Linked DNA regions of Homo sapiens: region 2 is linked to region 1. A link is an interaction called in ENCODE POLR2A ChIA-PET data of the cell type or tissue named here. Cell type or tissue: CD4-positive, alpha-beta T cell. All regions are shown on one strand. Each heading gives the region's core, and the rest is flanking DNA. Links, peaks and the distances in the headings are about the cores only.

Region 1 (3,986 bases), core at 722-3,221:
AAATAAAAAATAAAACACTTAGCATGAACATAATTAATTAAAGAAAATAGGGAGTAACAAATCTAAGTAAATATATTGTTGCACTTAACAACAGTTTTTTTTCTCTTTACTTATCTGATAGAGACAGGGTCTTGCTATGTTGCCCAGGCTGGTCTCAAACTCCTAGGTTCAAGAAATCCTCCAACCTCAGCCTCCCAAAGTGCTGGGATTACAGGTGTAAGACACCCTGCTCAGCCTGCCATACATTTTAACTTTGGAATGAAATTTAAATTTCCATTTAAACATAGATGTTTCTGAAATTATGGGAATTTACAAAACAAAATAACAAGTCACTCTTGTAAAGAGATGAGAAACTGCTCAATTTTTCTATATCACCCTCTCCACCCTTTGCCTGGGATAAGAGGAGGTAACCCAGCTTTTCCCACACTGAGCAGAGGTGACCTGCCTCTCTCTAATGAACTGCGCTTTATGCCTGTTTTGTTCCTGAGAGAAGAGTTTGGATAGAGGAGGATTAAAGTTTGTTTTAAGAGACCCTTCCTGCAGGGTATAGTGGCTCATGCCTGTAATCCCAGCACTTTGGGAGGCCAAGACAAGAGGATTGCTTAAGCCCAGGAGTTTGAGACCAGCCAGGGCAACGCAGGAGGACACCCCCATCTCTACAAATATTTAAAAAAAAAAAATAGCTGAGCATGGCAGTACACACTTGTAGTCCCAAGTAGCAACTCAGGAGGCTGAGGTAGGAGGATCACTTGAACCTGCGAAGTGGAGGCTGCAGTGAGTTATCATTGTACCAGTGTACTCACCTGGGCAACATAGCAAGACCCTATCTCTACAAAAATAAAAATAAAAATTAGCTGTGTATGGTGGTGTGCACCTGTAGTCCTAGCTACTCAGGAGGCTGAGGTGGGAAGATTGCTTGAGCCCAGGAGTTTGAGGCTGCAGTGAACTATTACTATGCCACTGCACTCCAGCCTGGGCAACCGAGCAAGACCTAATCTCTATAAAAATGAAAAAGACCCTTCCTTCCAACAACGTTAAACCACTAGAGATGTTTCGTACTCCCTACAATTTTTTCTCTCTTTCTGTTCACAATACATTGGGACTTACAGGCAGAGTAAGAGTCAATGGAAGCTATGGTAAGAAAGTCAACAGAGGGCTGGAGGAACAATACCAACAGCTAGGATTCTCTACTCCCAGATTTGCTAACAAGCATTGATTTGCTCCACTGATATACAACACAATCTGAGGGAAGATCATTGAAAATCTAGGATCTTTTGGTCTAAAGTTGGAATCATGGGGAGGCATTTTCTCAACCTTGTTCATGTCTCTTTCCTTTGCAGGGCAACAGGCTTTGGCTTCTTAAATGCGCTATGCAAGGCAGCAGCCGTCCTGGGAAACTTAATATTTGGCTCTCTGGTCAGCATCACCAAATCAATCCCCATCCTGCTGGCTTCTACTGTGCTCGTGTGTGGAGGACTCGTTGGGCTGTGCCTGCCTGACACACGAACCCAGGTTCTGATGTAATGGGAAAAAAAGCCATCCTTCCTGCGTTTCTTCCTCCTGCCCTGGGTCAATTCTCCTTCCTGACTCAAGGCTTCAGAGTTTTCCTATATAGAAAGGTGATCAAGTATCAGAACATAAACACGTGCTGTGACTTAAAATTTAGAAGCATATCATCTTGCCCCTTTGTGATTTTGCACAGGTTGTTTGTTTGTTTTGTTTTGTTTGAATGCATTGTTATCTTTCCAAACTGTGATGCTACTGCCTCCCGCAAATCAGTGGAAGCATTTCTAAAATGCCCTAGGCAGCCAGGCTTCCCTGGGGTTCTGCTCATTGAAAGTTTAGAAGCTAAGAAGACTGGGCTGGTGTAAGAAATAGATCCTGCTCCTAATTTAACATTAACAGGAAATATAAGTCGGCACATTATTGCATTTGTGCTGAGAAGAGGGATTCTTTTTTTTTTTTTTTCTAACAGAGTGATATTTCCTGTTTACTTAGAAAAGGACACCCAGTAATTCTCACTGTTATAGCAGAGCCTTTCAAAGAAAACCATGTGGCACCAAACAGGGCTGGGTGGGGCTCTTTGGGGCAAGACAATTAAGGTGACCGCTGACAAGAAAAATAAAAGCTCTGCAATTAGCAGCAAAAATCTGAGTGTGCTGCATAAGCAAGATTTCTGTCAGAAAGCCCAATTAAACCTCTGAAAAGTGTGAGGAAAAAGAACTGTAACAGTATCTGTGACTGTGGCATGTGGTTCAGAATGTTTGAAAATCAGAGATCCGAGAGAGAGCTTCTGCCTCCATTTACCACTCCCACTCCTTCAGCTGCCCTTGGTCTTGCCAGACAGCAGATTCAGGGAAAGAAAGCTGCTTCTTAAAAACTGTCTGCCTACCTGATTCTGCCACTTACCCACACTGTCTCTAGTCTAGAGATTGCCAGTGGATAGCTAAATTGTAAATTGCAAATTAGGAAGAAATTCACACCCAGAGCCATTTGGAAATACAAAATGGTACCTCTTTCCAGTACCTCTTTGCTGTGGGACTGGCCCGCCAGGACCCCCACCCCACCTGGCCCGCAGTTGACATTCAGCTTCCCAGCTGGCATCAGCAAAGAGGGTTTGTCCCTCTAGCTTCCCCAGGGCTGGCCCACTGCTCAATGCGCTCCTGGCTCCCTGTAAAATCACAGCCCGCCTGCACTCCTGAGGGCCCCTCTCACAGACAGACCATCTCCCTGTGGTTGTTTGACTGCTCATTTTACCTCTGGAATCTGCCTGGGCTTGGAAGAAAGAGGTCAGCCAGGACATTCCCACGGGCCCGCTGTCAGCTACATGACCTTCTCGCCTCTCAGGCTCCCCTTCCCCCAGGCTCGTCCTTTTTACACCTCTTCTTTGAAATCTGAACCTTCCTTGTAGACTTGCAGCCAATGACCAGAAGCCAGGAATAAATCCCATATTTAAACAATATTCCTTTTTTAACTGCCTCGATAGAGGTTTATTCTTGTTACTTATTATAGGCATTTTCAGGCAAGCCATAGCTTGGGGCCTCCAGGAAGGGAAAGCTTTTGTTTCCACTGATCATTATTTTCAGAGATGTCCTAACTCCCCTGAGGCCCCCCTGCCTCCCCCTCCCCTTCCTAATGATCCCTCGCAGAGCTCAGACTAAGTGAAAAGCTTCTTTCATTAACATAAGCCATTAATCGACTTCCCCTTGAAGTAATTCAGGTCTGCAGAGGGGGGAAGACTGGTGTTGGGGGCAGTGGGAAGAGGGTGGTTCCCTGGGGGTCTGTGATCAGGGCTAGAACATCAGGAAAACCCGAACCAAAAACTGCAAAGGTGGCAGGAAGAAGAAAAATCACTGAAGGCTAGACAAGATGCATTTGAAAGATACCAACCGCACAGGGAAAGAAACAACTTTCTCTCACTTCTGCCTCCTATCATTTTATTGGAGAACAAAGACAGCAGTCAAACAACCCAAGAAAGTACCCTGTATGTTTTTCTTCTTCCACATGTACCCATTTTCCCACCTATCTCTCCCTGATTTGTCTTCTTTAAAAAGACATTTGGGGACCTGAGCAGGTCTTTTAGTTGAATGCAGCATGTGCAGAAATAACTGCAAAAGCCAGGAGTGCATCTCCATCAACCCATCAAAAGAAAAATAGAAATGTACATGGGCATCGCTGTCTCTAGTCCTCTGTGATAGTTCACTTTGCTAACTAGACTACCTTTACTTTTCAAAATATCTCTAATGTCTGCTCTGGGGTCTAAATGCATAAAACATCTCCCAAGCTGCAGAGCACAGTTATTCAGAATTTTATTTGAACACTGGGTTGGGTCAGCATAGGATAAACCAGCAAAACCTTACTTCATGAGACCTGCCATCCGTGTCCCCTGCAGAAGGACCGTTCTTGGCCTACTTGTTACCTAATCCAAGCATCCTTGGTGGCCTAAGAGGGATCTTTTCTCATCTCCTGGACAGTCTGTGGTCACA
Region 2 (3,986 bases), core at 613-3,112, 220 kb after region 1:
TCTTTGCTTCTAATTCTTTGGGGATATTATAATACCTATACTGGATCACAAAGTAATTCTACGTTTCACTTTTTGAGGAGCCACCAAACTGTTTTCCACAGTGGCTGCCCCATCTTACATTCCCACTAACAGTTCATAAGTGTTTCAACTTCTCATCATCCTCACCATCATTTGTTATTTTCTGTTTCTTTAAAACCAGTAGCCATCTTAATAAAGTAATATTGCATTACAGTTTTGATGTGCATTTCCCTGGTGTCCCAGTTCTACTTTTATATACCTGCTTGTCATTAAGAAAGCTCTACTTTTCAAGAATGCTGGAAAGAGCAGCTTTCCCCCGCTATAAACTCATAGCCAACCTTCACTTATATGAGAACATGCAGAGCATAGTTTCATCTCCTTTGAAATACTGTAATAAGAGTTTTAGATGTATTTGATTCAACGTGCAGAATGTTTATTTTTTGTGTGCGTGTATGTGTGTATGTGTTTGAGACAGCGACTTGTTCTGTCACCCAGACTAGCATGAAGTGGTGCAATCACAGCTCACTGAAACCTCACCCTCTTGGGCTGCAGCAATGCTCCCACCTCAGCCCTCTGAGTAGGTGGGACTATGGGCATGCAACACCATGCCATACTAATTAAAAAAAAAAATTGATAGAGATGGTGTCACACTGCTGGGCACAAGCAGTCCTCCTGCCTTGGCCTCCCAAAGTGTTGGGATTACAGGCATGGGCCACTGTGCCCGGCCACTATTTTTCAGTTAGTTGTGAGCATTTAAAAAAACAGAAGAACTCATAAAAAATCTGAATCTTCCACTTTTCAAGAAATCCCAAAGGTCAGGCCCTTGTGGTCCACATTTCCACAAGTAGCTGTGAGCTAGAGCCAAGTTGCTTACAGCCCCCACCCAGCCAGCTTCGTTCCTTACCGGTACCGGCCTCACCCCTGCAGGTATCTGTTTCCAAGCCCGCCCTGTTAGAGTGGATTTTCTGAGGCTAAAGTTAGTTTGGATTTATTCCAACTTATATAAATAATCGAGGTGATTAGATATGACTAATACTTCTGTTCTACCTAGCTACTTAATACCTCCACTGACACTTTCTTTCCTGATAAAATCTGAAATCTCTTCATTTATCCTTGCATCCCTTGAGCCCCTTGAGGGACAGGTCTTATCAACAGATTGGTTTCTACTGGTTAAAAGTTGCATTAAATTTGTCTCCTCATACCTGGAACAATTGGATATCATGTTTTGCATCTGCCCATCAGGTAGATACACCCTTTTAGCTCTGCCACATTCTAACATAGAGTGGCTCTTCTGTCATTGCCACCTAATTGTAGGCCTCTGCTTGCTAGTTGTATCCACTGTTTACGTTATAGAGAAATCTTTTCACATATGTAAGGACTTTATATCTGTGTGTGTGCCCATTCATTTAATAGTCTTTGTATATGCTAGAATTAAGGCACAAGAAATACAAATGTTTCATGTCTGTGGTCAGGAAATACAGTTAGCAATGGCTGTAGCTGTTTAGATTGTGAAGATGATAATTGGCCGCTTCAGATCCTGTGTCTTACAGATAATCAGTACTGGAAGGTGTAGGGTGAAGCTGCGTCACAGCCATGAAATGGAGGCATTGTGAAACCCAAGCCGGCCCAGAACACCCTCGCAGCATGATTTGTTATTGCACAGAGCTGGCTGTACTGCTGCTCAAGCCATATTTCCTGAAACTCAAGAACGCCAGAGTGGAATAGAGTTCTCTTATAACCAGCTCCTGTTCCCTCAAACCTTCGCATGACACCCCTTGTGGTTTTCAGCCCGTCTCTCTGTGTGGTCGCTAATGACTTCATTAAAGGTGAAGCATTTCAGTGATCAAGAGCCAGTGCTTGATGATGGTTGGAGGGACGTAAATGTGCAAGCGGGCCTCAGAGCCTAGGTGGACCGGCCTCCTTGCCTTCACTCTCAGGCATCACGGCCCTCCAGCATGTTTCTCTGAGGAGCTGTTGATCATTTGCCCAGGAGATGGAGCTGGGAACCTCGTTGTCACCAAGTCAGTACCAATGATTTGTGCTTCCTGTCAGGGAAACCTGTGGTGCATGTGTTTGTCTTCTGCTTCTCAGCCAGTTTCTTTTTGCATCCATCAATCTCTTCTTATCTGTCTTCTTTTTCCTGACTGGGCATAGTAGTCAGTTGTGAGTTTGGACTTGTATTTTCTTATTTTGTAACAGTTTGTTTCCTGGCTTCATCTTGCCCCTCCCTCCTAAAAGCTCCACTTGTCTTTTATTTCTCAAGGTAGATGGGACGAGGTTTTTTGTTTTTTGTTTTTGTTTTTGTTTTGTCAGGTTGACTTACATTTCCCCCCATTAGGGTGTGCCGCAGAAAGAAGTTTTCTCTATTTCTGATGTCTATGTCAATACAGAACAATAATGAAATTGTTAGGCAGGTGAAATGGTACTTAACTATCTGTCTGGAAACTCCTAAGCGCCTGCAAGTCTTTCTGAGTGAGAATTTACTGTGGATAGCAGTTAAGATGCCCCATTCCTGAACATGCTGTAGGAATGGGTCCTGGTAGGCATCACTTTCTAGCCAGTCCAAAGCCACGCTTTCCTGGCAGCCTGTTCCTCTCATCATCTTCCTGTTCCCATGGCCATGGCACCCCAAATGTCTGCTGCTCTGACCAAAAAGCTGGCAGACAGTAAATAAACTGACTTCTAAGATAAGAACCTTCATTTGAAACAATTTTTAACATGCCTTCTTTGTCAAGGAGTAAAGACCCTGAATCCCCCAGGGGTTCCTACAGCCCACGATGGTTCACAAGAGAGTCTACAATCCTCAGAGCCAAGAAGCACTGAGACTCAAGGACAGGGCCACTTGACAGAGAGAGCAGTTCCCAGCCGACTTGGGGCCTAGGAGGATATTCTGGGTGGCAGGGCTCTAATTGATTATTAACCTACATATAAAATCAAGGACATATAGCCAAGCACAGCAGCAAATGCTGCCACCTTGTGAGCTGCCTGTGGTTGTGCTGGGTGGAGATGGATCTAGCTAAGGCACACCAGGATGCAGCTTAGAGAGAACTTGGTCAGATTTTTACTGCTTCTGGTATAATTGGAACACTTTACTTCTTAAGCCTACTGTGTAATGTTATGTGTACAGAGTGAGTGGTTGCTTAATTAAGTGCTTTAATTTTTTTTGGTCATATATACACGTGGTGCAAAATGTAAAAGGCCCAAAGGAGGGGACAGTGAAAATTATATCTTTCTCCCACCCAGTTCCCCTTCCCAAAGGTAAACATTATTGCCAGTTTCTTTTGTAGCCTAGTGGGAATAATTTCTGAATAGTTATCCATACTTTATAGGTAACTCTATAGCGATAGAACTATATGTAGTTCTATACAGTATGTATGTAGTTATATACAGTACATATATATGTCTACAGTATATATGTAGTTATATACAGTATATATGTATATATGTACTATATGTAAATATATACATATGTAGTTGTATACAGTACATATATACATATCTATAGTTTTCTTCTATATAGTTATCTCTACATATACATACATATATACACATAACTATGTATATAAAACTATACAATTGTTACACTGTTGTGTAACATGGATGTGTATACAATAGCGATATGATTAAATATTTCTTATTAATGATGATTTCCTGCAGCCTTTCAATCTTGTTAAACACAAGGAAAATTAGAAATGGACCGAACAGAAGTGGCATCATAAAAGGCAGCTACTGTTTGGGAGCAAGGGACATGCCGTGGAGAGGAAATGTGTGGTGGTCTGAAATTGCACCAGTTTCCACTACAATTTTAAAACCATGCCTAGCCTTGCCAAAGGACCTCGGGGGCAAAGGTTAAGCCGACACACCCTTTAGGTCATGGTACACAGTATCTCTGGGCACATGGTGGACTCTGGTTTGTGCTGGACCCCTAAAAGTTATTTCCTTTTATCCCTGGTTCCCTCCCTCCCATA

What was found. ChIA-PET counts read pairs that join two places held together with the same protein. Peaks named below come from ENCODE experiments on the same cell type or tissue, not always from the same donor. Only the 100,000 strongest peaks of a DNase experiment are listed, where the experiment ranks them.
Region 2: POLR2A ChIA-PET joins it to region 1 with 16 read pairs; 7 of 35 experiments call an interaction of 5 or more read pairs at or near these places.

What each region holds. Positions count from the first base shown.
Region 1 is chr5:76,324,024-76,328,009 of GRCh38, forward strand. SV2C (synaptic vesicle glycoprotein 2C) reads left to right here. Exons shown (of 13, transcript NM_014979.4): 13 at 1,341-3,986. The coding sequence ends at 1,524. Among named protein-coding and RNA genes, the nearest start is that of SV2C-AS2, 14 kb to the left of the region's middle. RefSeq lists an enhancer at 1,409-1,908. In CD4-positive, alpha-beta T cell, for the core only: no CTCF peak of the experiment used is centred there; a DNase peak (open chromatin) is centred at 2,058; H3K27ac peaks cover 2,164 bases.
Region 2 is chr5:76,541,516-76,545,501 of GRCh38, forward strand. The region is part of intron 2 of IQGAP2 (IQ motif containing GTPase activating protein 2); the gene reads left to right. Among named protein-coding and RNA genes, the nearest start is that of F2RL2, 80 kb to the right of the region's middle. RefSeq lists a silencer at 3,031-3,080. In CD4-positive, alpha-beta T cell, for the core only: a CTCF peak has its summit at 2,990 (motif pointing left); DNase peaks (open chromatin) are centred at 1,756 and 2,986; H3K4me3 peaks cover 1,683 bases; H3K27ac peaks cover 2,500 bases.